Linked DNA regions of Homo sapiens: region 2 is linked to region 1. Evidence: read pairs that join two places in POLR2A ChIA-PET (ENCODE). Cell type or tissue: MCF 10A. All regions are shown on one strand. Each heading gives the region's core, and the rest is flanking DNA. Links, peaks and the distances in the headings are about the cores only. Region 1 overlaps DSEL-AS1 (DSEL antisense RNA 1). Region 2 overlaps DSEL-AS1 (DSEL antisense RNA 1).

Region 1 (11,753 bases), core at 3,754-11,753:
TGGTGTGCTGCACCCATTAACTCGTCATTATGATATTAGCTAGTTATTTTGCTCATTAGTTGATGCAGTTTCTTCCTAGCCTCGATGGTCTTTACAATTTGGCATGTTTTTGCAGTAGCTGGTACTGCTTGTTCCTTTCCATGTTTAGTGCTTCCTTCAGGAGCTCTTTTAGGGCAGGCCTGGTGGTGACAAAATCTCTCAGCATTTGCTTGTCTGTAAAGGATTTTATTTCTCCTTCACTTATGAAGCTTAGTTTGGCTGGGTATGAAATTCTGGGTTGAAAATTCTTTTCTTTAAGAATGTTGAATATTGGCCCCCACTCTCTTCTGGCTTGTAGAGTTTCTGCCGAGAGATCTGCTGTTAGTCTGATGGGCTTTCCTTTGAGGGTAACCCGACCTTTCTCTCTGGCTGCCCTTAACATTTTTTCCTTCATTTCAACTTTGGTGAATCTGACAATTATGTGTCTTGGTGTTGCTCTTCTCGAGGAGTATCTTTGTGGCGTTCTCTGTATTTCCTGAATCTGAATTGTTGGCCTGCCTTGCTAGATTGGGGAAGTTCTCCTGTATGATATCCAGCAGAGTGTTTTCCAACTTGGTTCCATTCTCCCCGTCACTTTCAGGTACACCAATCAGACGTAGATTTGGTCTTTTCACATAGTCCCATATTTCTTGGAGGCTTTGCTCGTTTCTTTTTATTCTTTTTTCTCTAAACTCCCCTTCTCACTTCATTTCATTCATTTCATCTTCCATCGCTGATACCCTTTCTTCCAGTTGATCGCATCGGCTCCTGAGGCTTCTGCATTCTTCACATAGTTCTCGAGCCTTGGTTTTCAGCTCCATCAGCTCCTTTAAGCACTTCTCTGTATTGGTTATTCTAGTTATACATTCTTCTAAATTTTTTTCGAAGTTTTCAACTTCTTTGCCTTTGGTTTGAATGTCCTCCCGTAGCTCGGAGTGATTTGATCGTCTGAAGCCTTCTTCTCTCAGCTGGTCAAAGTCATTCTCCGTCCAGCTTTGTTCCATTGCTGGTGAGGAACTGCGCTCCTTTGGAGGAGGAGAAGCACTCTGCTTTTTAGAGTCTCCAGTTTTTCTGCTGTTTTTTCCCCATCTTTGTGGTTTATCTACTTTTGGTCTTTGATGATGGTGATGTACAGATGGGTTTTTGGTGTGGATGTCCTTTCTGTTTGTTAGTTTTCCTTCTAACAGACAGGACCCTCAGCTGCAGGTCTGTTGGAGTACCCGGCCCTGTGAGGTGTCAGTCTGCCCCTGCTGGGGGGTGCCTCCCAGTTAGGCTGCTCGGGGGTCAGGGGTCAGGGACCCACTTGAGGAGGCAGTCTGCCCGTTCTCAGATTTCCAGCTGCGTGCTGGGAGAACCACTGCTCTCTTCAAAGCTGTCAGACAGGGACATTTAAGTCTGCAGAGATTACTGCTGTCTTTTTGTTTGCCTGTGCCCTGCCCCAGAGGTGGAGCGTACAGAGGCAGGCAGGCCTCCTTGAGCTGTGGTGGGCTCCACCCAGTTTGAGCTTCCCGGCTGCTTTGTTTACCTAAGCAAGCCTGGGCAATGGCAGGCGCCCCTCCCCCAGCCTCGCTGCCACCTTGCAGTTTGATCTCAGACTGCTGTGCTAGCAATCAGCGAGACTCCGTGGGCGTAGGACCCTCTGAGCCAGGTGCGGGATATAATCTCCTGGTGCACCGTTTTTTAAGCCCATCGGAAAAGCACAGTATTCGGGTGGGAGTGACCTGATTTTCCAGGTGCATCCGTCACCCCTTTCTTTGACTCGGAAAGGGAACTCCCTGACCCCTTGCGCTTCCCAGGTGAGGCAATGCCTTGCCCTTCTTTGGCTGGAGCACGGTGCACGCACCCACTGACCTGCGCCCACTGTCTGGCACTCCCTAGTGAGGTGAACCCGGTACCTCAGATGGAAATGCAGAAATCACCCGCTTCTGCATCGCTCACGCTGGGAGCTGTAGACCGGAGCTGTTCCTATTCGGCCATCTTGGCTCCTCCCCGCCGACACTTAGTATTAACCATCACAAGATAATATTTCATTTGCTATTGATATCACTTAGACCATTACACCTTGGATGATGAGGAGGCTATATAAGTCTTAGAAATTAATGAGATAAAGGTCACATCTAACCATCCAGAACTCTGCAACAGTATGTTACAACCCAGGTAAGTACCAGGAATGCTTTTTTTTTCTTTTTTTTTTTTTGTTTGTTTGTTTTTCTGAGTTACAATAACAGAAATGTATTCCCTCAAAGTTCTGGAGGCTAGAAATCCCAAATCACGGTCGGGGTAGGGCCAGCTTCCACTGAAGCTCTAGTAGCCCCAGACATTCCTTACTATGTGGCAGCATAACTCTAATCTCTCAATCTTCACATGCCCATCCTTCTTTTGTGTCTGTCTCCTCTTGTTTTTCTTCTTATAAGGTCACCATCTTAATCTGATTACATCTACAAAGGCCCTATTTCCAAAGAAACTCATATTCACAGGTACTGGCGGCTGGGACTTCAACATACCTTTTGGGGAAACACAATTCAATCCATAACAGATGTCAATCAAGTGAGGGAGAGAGAGCTGAATCATCTGAGATTTCCAGAAAGAAAGATAAGATGCCAAGTCCTATTGTAGCAGAAGGTTCTGCTATTAAAAAAAATAAAAATAAAAATAAAAAATAAAAATAAAAAACCTGGCTTCTGCTGAAATAGAGCCTCCACCAATAGAAAAAACTCCCAGCTGAAATACATGCTCCATTAGCCGAAGAGGCTACTGATTAAGCAGAGCTCAAACCTGCTGGGGAGACCCATGCCGAAGTTCAGGCACCAACTGAACAGACTCCTGCTGCTGAGGCAGCCACTACAATTGCAGAGGCCTCTGTTAAAGTTCAGCCTCCACCAGCTGAAGAGGCTTCATTAGCAAAGTTTCCTGCTGAAATTCAGCCTCCAGCTGACCAGGAGAGAGGCAGTGAAGACATATGACGGTACAAATCCTCTCAGGCTGAGTCCTGAAACGTCTCACCAAGAGACCAGAAGTATCCAATCTCATTATATCAAATGTTGGGGTACACTTGCTGTGAAACTTACAGCTCTTGCTGGAATAAATGAAGAATCCATTTCTTATACCACACATAAAAGAGAGGTCAGTTTCCCTTTGCTTCACACACAAACACACACACACAAACACAATCTCTCTTCCACACTTCACCTACCTCCAAAGCACTAAAAGCACTTCCAAAATGAATGATAGGGCATACCCATCGCAATAAAGTAAATATTGCAATAAGGTAAGCCAGACAACTTTTTTTGGTTTTCCAGCACTTATACAAGTTATCTTTACACTATTCAGTGGTATATTAAGTGTGCAATAGCATTATATATAAAAATACAAACCCCTTAATTTAAAAATATTTTATTGCCAAAAAATGCTAGTAATCATCTGAGTCTTCAGATGTAGATTTAGCATCATTCTTAAGGGCCCTAGGGTCTCCAGAGTAGTCAATGAGATGAGCATTGGCTTTAACTTAAAAATCACCAACTGCATTATCTCCTGACAAAAGAGTCATCCTGTCCATTGAAACTGTCAAGTCAAGCTTTGACTTCTCCTCTCTAGCTATGAAAGTCCTAAATGGCATCATTTTCCAATAAAAAGCTGATTTGTCTATATTGCAAGTCTGTTGTCCAGTGTAGCTACTTTCATCACTATCTTAGCTAGATGTTCTGGAAAACTTGCTGCAGCTTCTACATCATCACTTGCTGCTTCACTTTGTACTTTTATGTTATAGAGAAAACTTCTTCCCTAAAATCTCATGAACCAACCTCTTCTGGGTTCCAACTTTTCTTCTGCAGCTTCCTCACCTTTTTCAGCCTTCATAAAATTGAAGAGAGTTAGGGTTATTCTCTTGATTAGTATTTGACTTAAGAGAATTTTTTGGCTCAATGGATCTTCAAACCAGACGACTAAAATTTTCTCCATCAGCAATAAGCCTGTTTTGCTTTCTTATCATTTGTGTGATCACTGGAGTAGCACTTTTAATTTCCTTTAAGAACGTCTCCTTCACATTTTCAACTTGCCTACCTGTTTCATACAAGAGGCCCACCTCTTGGCCTATCTCCACTTTTGACATGACTTTTGCAGTAAGTTTCATCATTTCTAGTTTTAAAGTCAAAGACATGTAACTCCTCCTGTCACTTGAATACCTACAGGCTATTGTAGGGTTATTAGTCTGCCTAATTTTGATATTGCTGTACCTTAGGCAACAGGGAGGCCTGAGGAGAGGAAGATGAGGAAACAGCTGGTTGATGAAGCAATCAGAACACACACACATTTATCAAGTTCCCTGTCTTATATAGGTAGAGTTCATGATGCTCTCAAAACAATTGCAATAGTAACATCAAAGATCACTATTCACAGATCACCATAACAGATACAGTATTAATGAAACAGTTTGGAATATCATACAAATTAGTAAAATGTGACACAGAGACACCAAGCGAGCACATGCTGCTGAAAAAAATGGCACCAATATACTTGCTCAAAGCAGGGTTGCCACAGACCTTCAATTTGTAAAGAATACAATATCTGAGAAGCACAGTAAAATGAGGTATGCCTGTATTTAGGGTAAGAAATTACTGAAAAAAAAAAGGGCTCATTTTTCTTGGAAATTATTACTCATCAAAAATTGCTTGGAGGAGAACATTAAAGGTTATGTGAGCACTGGATTTCTTTTAAACCTCAGAGATACATGGCTTAGCTACTGTTATAAAAACATTTAGGGAAGTAAAAGGATAATTTTCCAATTCATCAAGAATAAAAAGGCTTTTTGTCACTGACTACTTTTGAAAATTTTGGCTACCCTTCTTTTTTTTACTGGAGGAATAAAAACAAGGAAAAATGATGTTTATGGCTTTTCCAGAATTTTAGAGTAGTTTCTTCCATAGCTGAGATCATTCTCTAATGGTATTTCCATTCAGAAAAACCCACAAACATTTTGTCTGTCTCTTTCTCCCTATGAATTTTAATGGAAAACAGTGTCAAAATAAAAAGAAGCTCATACGTAAGCTGTTTTGAGATTGCCATGAGTTAAATTTCATGGTGTTTTCAGTAAGCCTTCGCAACTGCTCTTTGAATTTGCCCTAAAGGACACTAAAGTTTCATTAATTATTAATGACTTTTAGGGAGGGGAGTGTAAAAATAAATCTCTTTTCCACTAAGTACATTACAACTGACATACCGCACACAGCCACACATGCCTGACTAATACCCACATCTGGCTTCTGAATCAAGAGATAGGACTCTGTGTGGAATGCTGCAGGGCGAGTGAAAGGGTCGTCTGTGCTCCTGTCACACTATACGTCCTCCTCTTTCAAGGGTTTCTATTACACCCTAATGCTGTCATTGAAATAAAAATAACTTCAATACTTGTTTATGTCACAACTGCACTACTCAGTTCTAAGGCTTTTCAGATCCCAAACTACTGCAATCAACTTTCCCATATTTATCACCATAGACCTGGTTGATTTAGTGGCAAAGACATCAATATTTTTACCCTAATTGTGTGAAATCCCGTAATCAAAACTATTTACATATGATATGCTTACTATTGATTTGTACACATTTTTATGCCTTATACTAAACAACGTAATTCATTTGGAAATGAAAAATAAAACATGTTGTGCCCATACTCAGCAAGTATACCCAAAGCACAGCAGTTAATACTATGGTCAGATAGAATCAAGACTGGCATGGGAGCTGGTTAACACACTTCCCACAGATTGTTGCAATGAAAACGAGGATCCCAAATCATATTCATTTTCCTGAAAATTTGTGGTTCTAATGGTGCCATGTAATTCTAAATATTACTTCATCACATTATTTACTTTCTATTATAAATACGAAATTAAATTTATTATCCTTTATAAATGCTACACATTCTGGCACATTTTAGAATTCAAGGATTTCTTTCATTTCAAGGTATTCAGAAAGTGACACCCACTCACGTCATACCAAAATGTAATGGGGACAGTTCCAGGTGCCAAGCCAGACAGCTGAGAACATTTGCACTGTGCTTCCAGCTGAAGGTGTTTAAGTGAAGCTCCTTATCAGTTGGAAAAGATTTGTGCCAGTGGTTAGATCTGGGAGCTCTGGAGACCAGATGTGGTTTTGTAGTCCACATTGAACTTGAGCTAAATATAGGCGATAAATATAAGTCAAGTACAGATTCCAATACAGATTTACAAATTAGAAGCCATGAGGGAACCAACAGCTACTGAAGATGACTCATCTGTTGGAATTTAACTTTCACTAAATACTCAGAATAAAATGAGGTGATATTCAGGAAGGAAATCTATGAGGCAAATAGATGAAGAATTTGCTTATTGCTAAATTTGTACTATAGGGGAAGTGAAAATGTGTTTTACAGATTTTTTCATGCAAAGATTTTCAATAGCAAAGCAATGTATTATAAGATAGTCTAGTTTCTAATTATTAAATATTAAGGTGTTTCTTTCAATAAAAGAAAGAAGCTTGTTTTTGTCAGAACATTTTGGTGTTTTAGAGCTAGAAGGAAGTCATAAGCTCCTGTGACCCAGCTCCATTATTCTACCTATTAAAAAGCTGGGGGTGGCCGGGCGCGGTGGCTCACGCCTGTAATCCCAGCACTTTGGGAGGCCGAGGCAGGTGGATCATGAGGTCAGGAGATCGAGACCATCCTGGCTAACACGGTGAAACTCCATCTCTACTAAAAATACAAAAAAATTAGCTGGGCGCGGTGGCAGGCACCTGTAGTCCCAGCTACTAGGGAGGCTGAGGCAGGAGAATGGCGTGAACCCGGGAGGCGGAGCTTGCAGTGAACCGAGATCGTGCCACTGCAGTCTGGCCTGGGCGAAAGAGCGAGACTCCATCTCAAAAAATAAAATAAAATAAAATAAAAATTAAAAAATAAAAAAAATTAAAAGCTGGGGGCAAGAAGTTAAGAGACTTGCTTATACAGCAGAGAGCAAGTGCTAGAACCGAAATTAGATATTTAATTTTATGCTGATTCAATCTATCTCTGTGGTCACTGGTAGCCCTAATCTACTACATAAACCTTTCACTCAATGTATTATGGATTCTGGAGTAAGTTTGCCTTAAAGAAGCAATAACAATTATAGACTGGAAGTATATAAGTCCCAAAATGTAACTTAATGCCCTAACTCTTAGTGTGATAGTACTGGGAGATGGGGCCTTTGGGAGGTAATTGGGTTTAGATGAGGTCATTGGGTAGAGCTCACATGATGGGATTAGTGGCCTTATAAGAAGAGGAAGAGATGCCAGACCTTCCTCTCTCCACCATGTGAGAATACAGTGGGAAGACGGCCTTCTGAAAGCCAGAAAAGGAGCCCTCACTGAGAACCCAACAATGCTGTCAAGCAGATCATGGGCTTCTAGTCTCCAGAACTGTGAGAAATAAATGTCTGTTTAAAGACACTTACTATATGGTATTTTGTTACAACTGCTCAAGAAGACTAAAACAGGCAGTATTGCCAGAAAAGCAATACTGTGGTTGCCTAAAAGCAGCATGAGGAAGTCTCCTGCAAGTATCTACTAAGGAGCACTCGCTTGCCTCCTTTCCTTCATCTCCCAGGAGTCACAAATTTGATTGGCACTGTCACTCTGGGGCTGTGCACTGTATCTGCTGACACTGACTGATTGCATGCCCTAAAGCATTTGTTCCTGGCATAACCCAGTTCTCTGACAAATATTGCACAATTGTTGAACACCAATAAAATTCTGTCATGAGAGGTAAATTAAATCTCATCTATTTTGAGCTACATTCAACAAGAAAAATATCTTCAAAAGAATTCTCTTGACTCGAGTACCTAAATATTTTTTTAAACAAGTCAAGGTCTTTTTTATGTCACTTGAATTTGAAAATACAGTACTTTTAGATTGTTTATGGGAAATAACTTTTCCTGACATATAAAGGTAAGACTATTCTAGTTTATGTACTATAATCTACAGTTAAGTGCCTTAGGGATTTGAAAAAAAAGTTTTGAATATATATTTTCAAAATCTTAGTGATAGCATAGAGATAAGTCATTTTATAGAAAAAAACTTACCAGCGGAGTGAATGTAAATAGAAATGAGAAATATTTCAAGAACTGAGCCCTGGTATATTCCAAGGCTAAGGTGGTCGGAGAGAAGAAGAGACCAGCAAGTGAGATTGAGAAATAATGACTAATGAATGAAGAGGAAAACCATGTCCATGTGATGTCCTGAAAGCTAAGTAAGCAAAGGAAAAAAAGAGTTTCTAGGAGGAATGAGTGATACAATGGACAAATGGTGCTGATAGGTCAAGTAGGATGGGGCCCAAGAATTAATCATCATATTTAGCACTGCAGAGGTTTATATTTAATTATAAAAGGGCAGTTTGGGGGAGTAATAGGGATATGGGGATAAGGCCTCACTGAATTGGGTTAATAAGATTCAGTAGTACTGGGAGTCCTAGTGAAACCACTTTTCCAAAAATTATGACAGTGAAAGAGATCTGACCTAACAAATCCTCATCTTGCCTTTAACCTCCAAGCTGCCCTTAGTCATTCCTGGGCTTGGGCCAAGAAAACTTTGGGAGAAATTTAGTTTATAGTTTAAATGATAATAGCCCTTTCCCAAAACTAAATCGCCTTTGTAAAACTAATGAAAGAGACCACCAGATTAGGAGAATGAGAGGAGCTATTCTGCTAAGAGGTAGTCATAAGTGATTACCAGCTATTATTCCAGATGTCACAAGATTTGCAACTTCCCCAATTACTCCTGTAGATATCACTACTGTAGAACCTAAGATTGGCCTTTTGAGATGTCTTTTCAGGCTTTTGCATTTCTGACAACCGGATTACCCACCAACTGGTCCTGTGGCCCCCCACTCAGAAGTGGACTCAGCGCACAAGGACCATTTTCCACACCCCTATGTTTACATTGCATTCCTGGGCAACCCCTGGCCACTGCCAAACTATCTTTGAAAAACCCTCCACATTGTGGGGGAGCCTGCTTTGAATAATAATAAAACCCCAGTCTCCCTTTTAACCAGCTCTACATGTGTAAAGCTCTTTTTCTATTGCAAGCCCCCATTTTGATAAATCGGCTCTATGTCAGCAACAGACAAGATGAACCCATTGGGTGGTTATACTAGTTAGAGCAAGTAGACAAGAGAAAGAAATAAAAGACTTCCTAACTGAAAAAAAAGTCCAGTTGTAATTGTTTGCATACCAGATGATCTTATATTTAGAAAAATCTAAAGACGCCACCAAAAACAAATAGAACTCAAACAAATTCAATAAAGTTTCAGGATACAATATCAGGATACAAAAATTAGCAGCATTTCTATATGCCAACAGTGAACAATTGGAAAAAGAAACCAAGAAAGTAATTCCATTTACAGTAGCTACAAATAAAATAAAATGACTCAGCATAAACTTAACCAAAGAAATGAAAGATCTCTGCAATTAAAAACTAAAAAATACTGATGAAAGAAATTAAAGAGGACACAAAGAACTTGAAAGATATCCCATGATCATGGATTATAAGAATCAATATGGCTAAAATATCCATACTATCCAAAGCAATTTACAGATTCAATTCAATTAATATCAAAATACCAATATTCTTCACACAAATAAAAAATAATAATTCTAAAACGTATATGAAACCACCAAAGACTCAAAATAGCCAAAGTAATCCTGAGCAAAAAGAACAAAGCTGGAGGCATCACATTACCTGACTTCAAATTATACTACAAAGCTATAGTAACCTAAACAGCATGGTACTGGCATAAAAACAGACATATAGACCAAGGGAGCAAAATAGAGAACCCAGAAATGAATCCACCCATTAACAGTCTATACATTTTTTGCAAGGCTACAGGAGCATGAAATGGGGAAAGGACAGTCTCTCCATTAAATTGTGCTGGGAAAACTGGATCTCTGTAAGCAGAAAAATAAAACTAGACCTCATCTCTCGCCAAACAAAAATCGAATCAAAATGGATTAAATACTTATATCTAAGACCTGAAACTATGACACTACTAGAAAAAAAAACATTCGGGAAACTCTTCAGGACATTAGTCCAGGCAAAGATTTCTTTAGTAATTCCCTACAAGCACAGGTAACCAAAGCAAAATTGCACAAATGGGATCACAACTAGCTAAAAACCTTCTGCACAGCAAAAGAAATAGTCAAGAAAGGGAAGAGACAACCTGCAGAATGGGAGAAAGTATTTGCAAACTACTCATCTGACAAAGGATTAATCACAAAAATTTACAAATAGCTCAAACAACTCAATAAAAAAAGACAAATAATCTGACTTAAAAAATGGACAAAAGTCTGAACAGACATTTCTCAAAAGAACATGTACAAATGGCCAGCAGGTGTATGAAAAAAATGTGCATCAGACAAATGTGAATTAAAACTACAATGAGGTATCATCTCACCCCAATTAAAATGTATTTTATCAAAAAGACAGGCAATAACAAATGTTGTGAGGAAGTAGAGAAAGAGGAATCCTCCTACACTGTTGGTGGGGATGTAAATTAGTACAGCTAGTATGGAGAATAATATGAAGGGTCCTCAAAATACTACAAATAGAACTATCATTTGATCTAGCAATTCCACTGCTGGGGATATATCTCCAAAGGAAATCAGTATATTGGACACATATTTGCACTTCTATTTTCAATGCAGCAGTGTTCACAATGGCCAAAATATGGAATCAACCTAAGTGTCAATCAGCGGATGAATTGGTAAAGAAAATGTATATAGACACAATGGAATACTACTCAGCCATAAAAAAAGAATGAAATCCTGTCATTTGCAATAACATGGATGGAACTGAAGGACATTATGTTACGTGAAATAAGTCAGGTACAGAAAGACAAATATCACATGTTCTCACTCATATGTGGTAGCTATAAACAAAATCAGTCATTGAAATAGTAGAATGATGGTTACTAGAGTCTGGGACTGGAAGTAGAGAGAGGGGATAGAGATGTGATGGTAAAGGTATAAAAGTACAGTTAGATATAAAGAATAAGATCTAGTTTTCAGTAGCATAATAGGGCAACTATAGTTAATAATTTAATTTATTGTATATTTCAAAATAAATAGAAGGGTGGAATTGGAATGTTCCTAATACAAAGAAATGATAAGTACTTGAAGTGCTGGATATCCCAATTGCCCTGATTTAATCATTACACATTGTATGCTTCTATCAAAATATCACCTGTACCCCATAAATATTTACAACTAATATCCACCCATAATATTTATTTTTTTCTAGCAAAGTAAAATGAAATGATGTTAAAAGAGTATGTAGTGTATCTGGTTTCCATAAGACAGTCTAGATTTGCACTTAACTTCAATCATTATCAATAGCATTTCCTTTTATTCTCAATAATATCCTGATTACCCAATGAGTTAAGTCAGCACTTAGTTATCAAATAAAGACCAGGAGAAAATAAATTGGAGATAGCAAATACAGAAGACTTTCTGAAGAAGCTTTATTGAAAAACAGAGTAGGAAAATAGCTAGAGATGACTTGGATCAAGAGAATCTTTTTGTTTATCTTTTAGGGATGAAAAATTTACTGAAGTATTTTATGTTGATGGATGTGTTCACGGAGAGAAGGAAAATTTGATACAGCAGCACAGATAAGTAAGTTTCTGAAGCACCGTATTTTGGTAGAGAGGAAAAGATCTGATGCTCAAATGGAGGAAGGGGCTC
Region 2 (12,516 bases), core at 2,500-10,499, 73 kb after region 1:
TTTTAAGAGAATGTAAAGGGCATTTACTAGTCATGGGGAGTGTAACATCAGTTTAGGAGAGGTTCATGGAAGGACTACAGTGCAGAGTTGACAGCCCATTTCTCCAACTAGGTCCCATCCATCCATCTTCACTGCCATCAATCTGATTCAAGCACCGTATCTTGCCAGAACTACAGCAATAGACTAGTCTCTTTGGAAGTGCCTTGGTAATTTATTCTACATAGTATAGACAGGGAGATATGTGCAAAACACAAATCTGATATTCATGTTAATTTATATTTAAAATCCTTAACAGCTTCTTACTGTTAAGACAAAGACCAAAATCTTTAACATATATAACATGATTATAAAATGTATCATCCAAACCAAGAGACGTTTGAGATTGGCAGGAAGCACTACCAATACTTAAGATGGGAAAGCTATTGTAACCCCATACTACCCTGGGCAAAATGAGATTGATTATAAACCTATGTATTAGATCTTACTCGGTTAAATATCTTAAGTCTTCCATCATGTCACATTATCCTAAGCTGCTTCCATCCAGATACAATGGGAAAGCTAATACAACCCCATACTATATAAACCTATGTATTAACTCTTACATGGTTGAACATCTTTAGTCTTCCATCACATCACATTATCCTAACCTTCCTTCTATCTAGATAACCAATTATTTTTGTTTTTCTTCTGAGCCTGCCTCCCTCCCACTACAGGCATTTGCCCTTCCTATTCCATCCACATGAACTTATACTTCTCCCCACCCCTTGCTGGGAAAACACACCATGGGTTTGATTTTTAAAAACCAAAAGTGTCTCCAGTATAATAGTTGCACTGTAGGAACCATTGGTGGTCAAGGCCTGGACCACCACACTAGGTATCCCAACCCATAGAAAGAGAAATTTCCATCAACATGTAAGTATAACCAAGGCTCTCTCCCATATTTTCCTTGTGTCCACTAGGGAAGATGGCACCCCATGACTCTCAGGAAGCAATAGTGTCTTTCCACAAACTCACTGACGGTGGGAGAAATGGACCTTGTGATTATAAGCTAGTAAATGTCAAAATAATTATTTTATAGAATTTCTGATAACATATATTGAAAGAGGCCACGATATTTGTCCAGCAAAATATTCACATTTATAAAAAAGGCTATTAATGAGACAGGGGATTAAAATATTAAAGATGTTTAAAAGGATAACATTATTTGCCTGAGGTAGCAAAACATTGAGAATCTCTTTGTAAGTTGAAATTGCTTAACTTTTAGAAAATATGATATAAAGTTCAATGGATTATGGAAGGTCTGAGTTTTTTCAACCCCTTCCCACAGTTTAGCTCAAGGACAAATTGCCACTTTCTCCAACAAGCCTTCTCTAACTATTCCTCCACGTTTCCTGTCTACCATAAAGTAGCATAATTTTTTTTCACTTTAACACAGCTTTTATTTATATATATATATTAGTGTCAATATGTCAATGGAACTTTTTCCTGCACTACACCATAAACTCAATGAGAGCTGCAACCCTGTTCTTCTTTTTACTATTGTATACCCATTGCTAACCACTGAGATTGGCACATACTAGGAACTGTAATAAAATCTGCTGAATAAATGAATGAATAAACATAAAAATATGTTTAACTACATATTTTTCCATAATGTTTTATTACATGGATGATTATTTAATTTATTTATTTTCAGACAGAATCTCCCTCCGTCGCCCAGGCTGGAGTGCAGTGGCATGATCTCAGCTCACTGCAACCTTCACTTCCCAGGTTCAAGTGATTCTCCTTCCTCAACCTCCCAAGTAGCTGGGATTACAGGCACATGCCACCACACCCAGATAGTTTTTGTATTTTTAATAGAGACAACGTTTCACCACATTGCTCAGGTGGGCCTCAAATGCCTTACCTCGTATGATCTGCCCTCCTTGGCCTCCTAAAATGTGATTACAGGTGTGAGCCACTACACCCAGCCTGGTTTTATAAAGTGATAATCGATTATGTTATTCTAGAATTTACCTAATGATCACATAGGAAATTAATGAAAAGAAATGACCTTTGTTTTCTTCAACCATGACTTTTTAATATCAAAAAATAATGAAACCGTAACGACCAAAATAAATAAAAAATAAACTGAACATTTTTTCTTCTCTCCAATCAGCACTACCTGAACCCTAATCTGGAAGAAAATATCCTTGCCAATTCTTTTTTGAGAGAATAGTGACCATCATGCTGGGGTGGCTTAACATATGTGTGCTGGACTGAATGTCTTGCTTCTGAGGAACAGAGTAATGTGGAAGTAAAAGGTTGTGACTTCTGAGACAAGGCCAGCGAAGGAATGTAGCTTCCTCCTCGCTCTCTCTCACGAAAGGCTAATTCTGGAGAACTTCAGGGGTCATACCGTGAGGACAGTCAAGCCGCCTTAGGGAGTGGTCCATGTGAAGAAGAACAGAGGCTTCATGCCAGCAGCCACTGGTTGAACCCTATAGAAAGCAGTTGCTTCAACCCCACTCAAGACCTAAGAAAACTGTAGGCCTGGCAAGCTGTGATATAGTTTTTAAAATGCTATCTGAACCATTTTGAGACCCTAGCTAGTGTCCAGTCAGTTGTTCTTGAGAGAGTAAGTCCAAATCCCAAACAACTCCCTTCTTGGGCTCTCACAATCTGTGCCACTATACCTCAACCCTAATCACTCAGGGCCAAGTACCAGGAAATCAGGAACAGTCCCTCTGACCAGAGCCCATTGAACATACTCAAGCCGCCTGATCACAAGCCTGCTTACCCTGCCTGGCCTGCTCCTTCCTCCAGAAAGAACAATAAGGACTTTTGCCCACCAATCCCCTTTCTCCCTCTGCCTCATGACCAATGCCCAGTGCTTTCTGTGAACAGCACTGCATGGCCTGCTATTTCTCCCCAGTGAGCTGTGAGTATAGCAGAACTGTAGGACTCCCTCCAGTTTCTCCCTCTGTCTTTCTAAATTATTACTATTATTTAGAGATTGTCTCACTCTGTTGCCCAGGCTGGAGTGCAGTGGCCTGATCATAGCTAACTGTAGCCTCTAACTTTTGGGCTCAAGGGATCTCCCCACCTCAGCTTCCTCAGCAGCTGGGGCTACAGGTGCACACTACCATGACCAGATAATTTTTTAAAAATATTTCTTATGGATGAGGTTTCACTATGTTGCACAGGCTGGTCTTGAACTCCTGGGCTCATGCAATCCTCCCACCTCAGCCTCCCAAAGTGTTCACACCTTATCCATCATGCTCAGCTGTTTCTCTTTTTCGATCTACATCTGGCCTCATCATATCCCACACAAGGTAATATGGTTAAAATACAGACATCTTGGCTATAACCCTCTGAGCGACCCAGACCAGAACCATTCAGTTAATTAAGCTGCTTTGATTGATAATGATTAGAAATTGTGTGAAAAAATAAACTTCTGTTTCTTTTCAGCTAGCAAGTTTGGTGACAATTTGTTATGCAGCAATAGATGACTAATATCCAAAATAACATTCTTCAAAATTGGCCTGAAAGCTAATTTTCTCCTCTCTCTATCCCTCTTTGTCTCTTATATATAATACATATGCGAAGTATGTATCAAATTTCACAAGTATCATATATACATATATTTGCTAGGCAGACAAGTATATCTGGCAGGATAATTATGCCTGTAATTCACAGTAAATTGTAAAAATTATATCTTTGAAAATGATTCCTCTATACATGTGCTTCATAGATTTTTATATAATTAAAACATTTGACCTTAATTTGATTCCACCACTATTCAATTCAGTGAGTTAACTGAGTGGAAAGTATGTGCCTAAAATTCTGGCTGGAACTGATGGGAAGACAAAAGAAGGACAGTGCCCAATTTCTGTCTCCAAGGACAGAATGGTTTAATTAGCTCATTCTTAATATTGTATTGGTAAACCTGATAAAAATGCAAATTTTTATGCCCCGATCAAAACTCTATTTCAGAAAGGATCTGTAATGGATATATAGATATTCGGCTTTTAAAAATGCTCCCAGAAAAATTTTGGGTCCTAGAAAGTTCTTTGAAAAACTGCTCTAATATAAGCTGCATATAGAATTGTTACTTTATGAGGTTTTTTTTTTTTTTTTTTGGAGACAGAGTCTTGCTTAGTCGCCCAGGCTGGAGTGCAGAGGTGCGATCTCGGCTCACTGCAACCTCTGCCTCCCAGGTTCACGCAATTCTCCTGCCTCAGCCTCCTGAGTAGCTGGGACTACAGGCGCCCGCCACTACGCCCGGCTAATTTTTTTGTATTTTTAGTAGAGACGGGGTTTCACTGTGTTAGCCAGAATGGTCTCAATCTCCTGACCTCGTGATCCACCCATCTCGGCCTCCCAAAGTGCTGGGATTACAGGTGTGAGCCACCGTGCCCGGCACTTTATGAGTTGTTTTTTTTTTTTTTAAGATCTAAAGAAGCAACTTAATATATCACTGAATATGCTTAAAAACAAATAGCATCATCTACAATGTAGCGGCACAGCTGCAGATAGGTAGTAAAGAAACCTGTGTTCTGGTCCAGCAGGCCTTCTTTCTCTCTCACACATCGAGCTCAGATTCTTCACCAGTACAATGAAGGAACTGCGCTGCATGTTTCCTTCAAATATTCTCGGTCTTTAAAATTAGACAAGTTCAGAAAGCAAGTTGGTAGACACTGGAATACTATTTTTGTCACACTATCTTAAGTTATGATATTTTCGATTCCAAATTCCTCTTTCTCAGTTCTATGGTACACAAAATTGAGTTAATCACGTATCATTCACATGATTGTTAAAAAGGCTAAATGAAATAAAGTATGTAAAATTGCTTTTAAAGTGCAACAACCCTTAAAGCTCTGTAATGAGAAACGTACCTGCCTCTTCTCATTTAAGCTTCTCAACTACTCTATACAGTTAGTAATATTGTAAATCCATTTTACAGAGGAGGACACCTATATTCAGAAAAGGTAAGTAACTGGCCCAATACCTCCCAGAAACTTACAATATAATCTCAAAGCTTGGATTCAAACTCAGGATCATCTCATCCCAAAATCCAGCATGTAACCATAAACCTATGAGAATTGCCTGGAAGTAAGCCCAGGACAACACACAGTAGGTAACTCAGAGTAAAGCCATTACAGGGAGGGAATCATCCTTTATCCTTCGACTTCAGTATTTCCTTAGCTTCTCTGCTGATACTAACCACTTGATGTACCTGCCAAGAACATCAAATTCTAGACTTGATCCCAGGCCAAGCAGTCCACATTTCCAGCTCAGGAACTATTAAGATTTTGTGATTTTTAGCATCAGGACTTTGGAAAACATGGTTCTGTTCACTTCTTTTCTATGTATTATTTTTAAAACGGTTACCAAAGAGGATGACTTTCATCTTGCATTTTGAGTTTGACTGAATCCTATGACAAAAAGCTCTGGCCCACAGTGACGCATATACCAACAGTATGCCTTGTTCTTTCATACTGATCTTTTTCAGTGGCCTGCTTTGCAGCCAGCTGCAGGAAAATGGCTCAGTCTCATCCCCAAGGGCTCCTAGAGAAATAGCCAAACTACTACATTCTTTGTTTTTGAATTTCCTCATTGTCTATAGGAAGTCTCTGGCTAGCTGTGCTGGAAACTCTGGAAGCAGGTCAGCAAGAGAGGTTCCAGCATTCCTTTCTGCAGTAGTCAGCCAGCTTGCTTTGTGCCTGGCTGGACTCCAGGTATTAGAACAGAAGGAGTGAACCTCTGAAAAAATGCAAACATTCTAGTGATTTCTTACAACATTTGAGTTTCTACCTATTTTCCCAGCTTCTGAGTCATTAACAATCTTCCATCCTCATCAAATTAGATGTGCTCTTGAAAATACTGGAATCAGTATATAGATGAACCTTCAAAGCCATTTAAATATGATGAAGTAATGATTAAAATACAGAAAAAATGAAGTAATAATTCATGCCTTTTGTGCCTTTTCTATCCACAGATTATAAGCTCCATTTGGCGAAGAATATTTTTTCCCCTTGGGGTTTTTCAGCGTCTTCCACAGTGCGTTATTGAGCACTCAGTGAATATTTATTGAATTAAGGAAATAAAACTTAATACATAACTGCAGGAATAAATAAGATTGCTTGAATACATGACCAGTCCTTGACCGTTCCAGACTGAGAGGAGTTATAGTAGTAGATAACTTAAAAGAAAAGATAGTATTTTTTTTCCCAGCATTAAAATGGAAAGTTGAATTCCTGGGGTGCTGAACTAGCATATGCAAAATCAGGAAATTTATTTTCATGCAGCCAGCTCACAATCAGAAGTCAAAACCTTGCCGTTTATGATTTGAATCCATTTTATTTGGCATTCACAGAGTTTTCAAAACAAGTTAAGCCATTAGAAAAATCAGATAATTTCCCATACAAGTTCAGATTTCTGGCTTTCTTTGCAAAATCAGATTATCTCGTGACATGGGTCCTTACGTTCCACATGACAACAAGCACCTGGCTGGCTTCACCCACATAAATTACCTACCTCCCATCTCTATCAAACTTTACGTCTTTGAATCTGAAACAAAATTATGTTCTATTTTAAGTAGCTAGCCAATTATTATTATTATTATTTTCATTATTATTATTATTATTTTAATTGACAGGTAAGGCCAGGCACAGTGGTTCACGCCTGTAATCTCAGAACTTTGGGAGGCTGAGGCAGGCAGATTACCTGAGATCGGGAGTTTGATACCAGCCTGGCCAACATGGCAAAACCCTGTCTCTATTAAAAATACAAAAATTAGCCAAGTGTGGTGGCCACTGGGGAGGCTGAGGCAGAGAATCACTTGAACCTGGGAGGCAGAGGTTGCAGTGAGCTGAGATCGTGCCATTGCTCTCCAGCCTGGGCAACAGTGTGAGACTTTGTCTCAAAAAAAAAAAAATTAGAAAAATAAAATAAAATAAATTGACAGGTAAAATTGTAAGTATCATGTAAAATATCATGTTTTGAAGTATATGTAGATTACAGTTTGACTAAATCTAATTAACCTATGCATCACTTATAGTTATTATTTTTGTGATGATATCAGTATGTCAAAGAGACACTGATATATATCTCTGCACTGCTATGTTAATTACAGCTCTATTCATAATAGCCAAGCTATGGAATCAACCTAAGTGTCCATCAATAGATGAGTGGATAAAGAAAATGTGGTACATATACACAGTGGAATATTATTTAGCCATTTGCAACAATATCTATGAACTTGGAGGACATTATGTTAAGTGAAATAAGCCAGGCACAGAAAGACAACTACTGCATGAACTCACTCACATGTGGATTTTTTACAAATTGATCTCATAAAACTAGACTGTGGTGGTTATCAGGGGCTCAGTTATTGGTGGGGGCAGCAGGTTTAGGGCGATGTTGGTAGCTGGCAGTATTTTAAAAGGTTATCTAATGGTGATTTGTTAATTTTGCAGGATCATAATGGAATTTAAAAATACAGGCTTCTTATATTTCCTTCCTCACTCTACCTTCAAGTAGGGTTTTGGATCTCATATCTCGTACTTTTAACAAGTAATTCTAGGTGATTCTTCTAATTAGGTAAATTTAATACATTCTACAAAAGGAATAATTTTCAGGGGATAAGAAAGAGGAGTCAGCCTGTTCACATAAAGCGTGGGCATTTTTGAACCTTTCCTCCCCCCCAACCTTTCACTATCCCACCATACCTCAACCTCCCACACCTCAACTACTCACCACCAAATACACTGCTTTTATGTGCTTCCCTGGGGGTGCATGGCTCTCTGGTTTGTGTCATTTTATAATAGATACTTTTAAGGTATAAGCCAGCTCTCTCTTCCTAAGATGATTGATATCTCGAACCCACGAATGTCAGCCCCTGTAGCAGTATTTGAACTATATGACCCTGAACTGCTTTCCATTGCTGCTGGAGTCATGATGAAACGCTGACTCTGCTAGGAAATCATCTTTTCCGAGAATTTGGATTTGAGGTTCAAAAAAGACAATTGATTTCTGCCCGATGGTGGAGTCAAAGTGATATAAACTTGTGCTGAAGGATAGCCATGTTGAGTTGTATCACCATGAAGGAGAAGGTGAAATTGATTCTCAGAAAAAGAGAAGGAAGTAAATGCTCAGGAGCAGAGGGAGAAGTCTCCCTGCCTCACATGGATGGAAAAAGGAAACTTTTAGTGGCTTTCCAGCAAGGAAGCCTACTGAGGAAATATGATACTGGCTAGATCTGAGTAAGATACAGGTGCTGATGGCGGGTTAGTGGCCAACACTCTACAGAGGAACCTGTCACTTCTGCTCTACAGCTAAACTCTCACTTCTGGGCAACAAACTCCTCTGCTAACTGCCATTTAATCAACTTGCCCCCCAAAATACAACTTTCATTGTTTCTAGGTTGTATTCATTTTTTTCTCTTTTCTGTTTTATAAATCTTATTTGCCTTTATTGCTTGACTCTAATATCTCACTTCCTCACATGTGAATAAATAATTTAAAGGCAAGACTATTAAACGTTCTGCAAAATAGCTACATACATGTTTCTGAGTTATTCTGCAACACCAGTTCCTAATCCTAATCAGTCCTTATGCTTCTGCCAGCCTGAGAATGTTTCTGTTATGTAGCCAAACAAACCCTCAGGCACAGGTGTGTGTGGCAAGGAGAAAAGAATGAGAATTATGTTCGAACAGTGACTCTCAAAATTTGTTAGGCACTTGAACATTTTAAGGTACAGAATACCAGGTTACACACTGAGATTCTTAATCCATAAGGCTGAGACAGATTTGATAATTGACATTTTTAATAGCACCATGAACTTTCTGATACTGGTAGTCTAAGAACTGTAATTTGAAAAACACTGTTCCAGTGGAAATAAATCTGATAGTAAAGGTAATTGGGGTGCATGATATGTACAGGGGTTGTGGGTAAAATGACATTCTCTTATTAACATCAGAAGGGCATTTCTGATAACCCAAAAAGACACATCATTCCAAATATTATTTGGTAGTAATTAGTTTACTGCCAATTATGCCTGTAGGCATAGCTCAAGTTTTTATAAGAGCTGAGACAGCTAGGTTTAGAAGTATTTTAGGTCAAATGAAGAAAAATGGAGCCAGTAGCTGGTAAACAACAAAAAGTCATCTGTGAATAAATTAGAGAAAGCTAGTGTCTTAGTCTGTCCTTGCTGCTATAATGAAATACCACAGATAAAGTAATTTATACATAGCAGAAATTTATTTCTCAGAGTTCTCAAGGCAGGAAATTCCAGGATCAAGGTGCCAGAAGATTCTGTGTCTGGGGAGGGCTTACTCTCTGCTTCCAAGATGATATCTCTTGCTGAATCCTCACATAATGGAAGAGGCAATAAAGAAATGAACACTGTGTCCTCATGTGGAGGAAGAGATGGAAGGTGCTATGGTCTCAACGTGTTCCCCCAAATCCAAGTGTTGGAAACGTATTCCCCAATGCAACAGTGTTAGGAGGTGTGGCCAAATGAGAAACCTGTTTAGTTCATGAAGAATGGATTAATGCTCTATAAAAAGGGCTGGTGGGAGTGGATTCTCTCTTTCTCCTCCTTTTCTGCCATGTGAAGATATAATGTCCTTCATCTCTGGAGGCTGCAGCTTTCAGGTGCCATCTTTGCAGTAGAGAAACTGGGCCCTAATCTGCCAGCACCTTGACCTTGGACTTCCTAGCCTCCAAAACTGTGAGGAAATAAATTTCCATTCATTATAAATTACCCAGGGTCAGGTATTCTGTTATATAAGCACAACATAGACTGAGACCAAAAGGCCAAAAGGAAACTAGGGCACCTTTTTTTTAAGGCACCTCTTTTATACGGCACTAATGTCATTCATGAGAAGAGGACTTCCCAAACGGCTCCACCTCTTAATACTACCAATTTGGTTCCAACATGTAAATTTTGGAGGGACACATACATTTTAGCCATAACGGCTGGCTCTAGAACAAACTGCAAATAGGTAATTGGCAAGTCAGGGGGACAATTTAGGAATTGATTTGAACTACCAACAATTAGCACATAATCAATTTTTAGAGTCAGTGGGATGGGTCAGAGTTTCTCATTCTCAGCAGTACTGACTTTCTAGTCTGCATAATTCTTTGACTTGTGAGGCAGGAGGAGAGGAGAAGTTGTCCTGTTCATTGCAGGCTATTTAGTAGCATCCTGACCTCTATTCACTAGATTCCAGCAGTCCCTCCCACTAACCGAGACCAACATTGAAATTTCTCCAGACATTGCCAAATGTCCTGTTGAGAAACACTGGTGTAAGGATACCAGGCCAGGGGAAAGGGAGGGTGGAAGAGCCCTGGAGAAAACATCTTATGATCCCTTTGCAAGTTTTACTTTGTTTAAATTTTTCTTTCATATCAAAAGCTAAACTGTATGTAAGCAAATATGGTAGCAATAAAGCTTCTCATTTATGAATTCAAGGCTTTAGTAGACTTATGGGGAAACTTTTTCCCCCAGAATTTGGCTTTGGTATTTTTAAGTTTTAATAAATCTACTTACTGTCATACTGACTCTTGTGCAGCTGGATAAACAAACTCAAGAAACACTCTTAGCCACATCTTCATTAGCAACTCTGCAGGCAAAATCCCTGTCATTTTGAGATGTTTTGTATTCAAAGCAATTGCGGAAAAAAAAAAAGTATTTCCAGACTCTACTGCCTGCTTTAAACTTGTGGTTTTGTCTTTATTATTGGTGTGGCCTATTACTGCTGGCCAACTGGGCAATAAAATTTGCAGCTTAAGTTTGGTGTCTGTTTCTAAACAGTTACAGATGCTATATCCCTAACCTCTGGGGCAGACACTAGTTCTAATACTGCTAGTGGATCAATATAATATACATCTGGCCCTGGTAAGTGGTTCGAGAAATCTGCATCTGAGCTTTCACGGCCAAAGCTGTAGCAAAGGTGGATTATGCTATGAGAAGAATAACAAAGCCGTCTCCATATTCAAATGGCTATGCTGCTTGAAAGCCCAGGTATTGGAGACCTGTGCATAGGAGTTGCTGAATGCACAGCAACTAGTTCTTGAATGTCTTGGCCCCATTTATTTAAAAACCACCAGAATAACAGATCATGGACAAATGTGATTTTAGATCAGGGACTTTATGTAGTGTCTAGGCTTGTTTTATGGCTTGTACTTTATCGTTCTCAGGCTCAGAGCTTGAATTTGCCTATCTTAACATATACAATTAATGCAGAAATCCTCTTGAAAATGTTGTATGACTTTCCAGTCTCATGTTTCACTTGAATTAAGTCACCTCAAGGCATAGCTCCAATTATGGGTTGTGTGGTAAGAGGCTTCTCAGCACAGTCAGGAGAAAGAGTGTGTGACTCTGCTTAGAATGTAGTAACCCACTTTAGACCTTTATGACTTTTTCTCTTCTGTCATAAAATGGGGGCGATAATTCATGTTAAACATTCACCAAACATTTTTCAAAAAGTGCCAGGCTCTGGGATAGATGTTGAGAAATAAAATTTTAAAAGAAAAATAAAAGAGAGAGAGAGGAAGGAAGAAAGGAAGGAAAGGAGCGCGAGAAAGGCTTCTGTTCTGGAGAATCTACTCTAGAAAGCATTGTTTCTGTTGTAAGATAGGTGGTTGTGGGTAGGTTGAAAGATAGGCAAATAAAGAAAACAGATTTTCATAAGTACTTTGAAATCACGGAGTAAAATCTCATGTAGATTTAAGATCCTTTTATATAGAGAGAAATCCCCAGAGCAATAGACTGCACTGTTCTTCACTTACATTAAAATAAGATACTGCTCCAGGATTCTGAATTTAGCAGCTGTTGGTACATGTGTCTCTTGCCACACTCATAAAGGTTTTTAATGTACAATAACATAGCATATAGCTCATCCCTTCTATGGTCGGATGCATTATTTATAATTAACTAACTTTGTACCATCTTCATGTGTGGAAGGAGCAATAATTGGAGCTATCCATTTTTAGTTCACAGAAAACAAGACTCTCTTCATTTTTGACAGTGCCATTTACCTACCACCCTTTCTGCCAATGATTTGAATTGTTCAGTTGTGGCTCTTGTTTTATTTTAATGCATTCACATTTTACCACTATGCAAAGATGTCTGTTCAAAATGAATTAGTCTGAAAGCCCATCTGAGAATGCTGGGAGGCTAGCTGCATCCCCACTGCTTCAGCACAGATGCATGGGGCAGAGCTGAAAGGCCACAATGTCGGTACCTGAATTCATTCTTCTCTAAAGTGAAAATGATCATACTGATATTTCAAAATCTGAAAACAACATTGGAAGAATATTTGCCTGGCAGATGTTCGCGCATTAATTCTCTCTGACTCACCTTGCCCTCGCATCATGAGACACTTTGAATCCATAGAAATAACCCTGCCCCACACTTTGTTCTGAGAAATGTTCTGTACATCTAGTAGCTGTGTTTACTAACCCTAAATTCTAGGCTCCCCTCTGCAAACAGATAGGAATCTCTGGAGTCAGCTCCCCGTTTCCCCCA

The links. Peaks named below come from ENCODE experiments on the same cell type or tissue, not always from the same donor. Only the 100,000 strongest peaks of a DNase experiment are listed, where the experiment ranks them.
Region 2: POLR2A ChIA-PET joins it to region 1 with 25 read pairs; 3 of 35 experiments call an interaction of 5 or more read pairs at or near these places.

The regions. Positions count from the first base shown.
Region 1 is chr18:67,593,890-67,605,642 of GRCh38, reverse strand. The region is part of intron 1 of DSEL-AS1 (DSEL antisense RNA 1); the gene reads right to left. It overlaps LOC105372174 (a long non-coding RNA gene), which reads left to right. Exons shown (of 3, transcript XR_935590.3): 2 at 11,603-11,684. Among named protein-coding and RNA genes, the nearest start is that of DSEL, 83 kb to the right of the region's middle. In MCF 10A, for the core only: no CTCF peak of the experiment used is centred there; a DNase peak (open chromatin) is centred at 7,672.
Region 2 is chr18:67,518,590-67,531,105 of GRCh38, reverse strand. The region is part of intron 1 of DSEL-AS1 (DSEL antisense RNA 1); the gene reads right to left. Among named protein-coding and RNA genes, the nearest start is that of DSEL, 8.1 kb to the right of the region's middle. In MCF 10A, for the core only: no CTCF peak of the experiment used is centred there; DNase peaks (open chromatin) are centred at 5,675 and 10,265.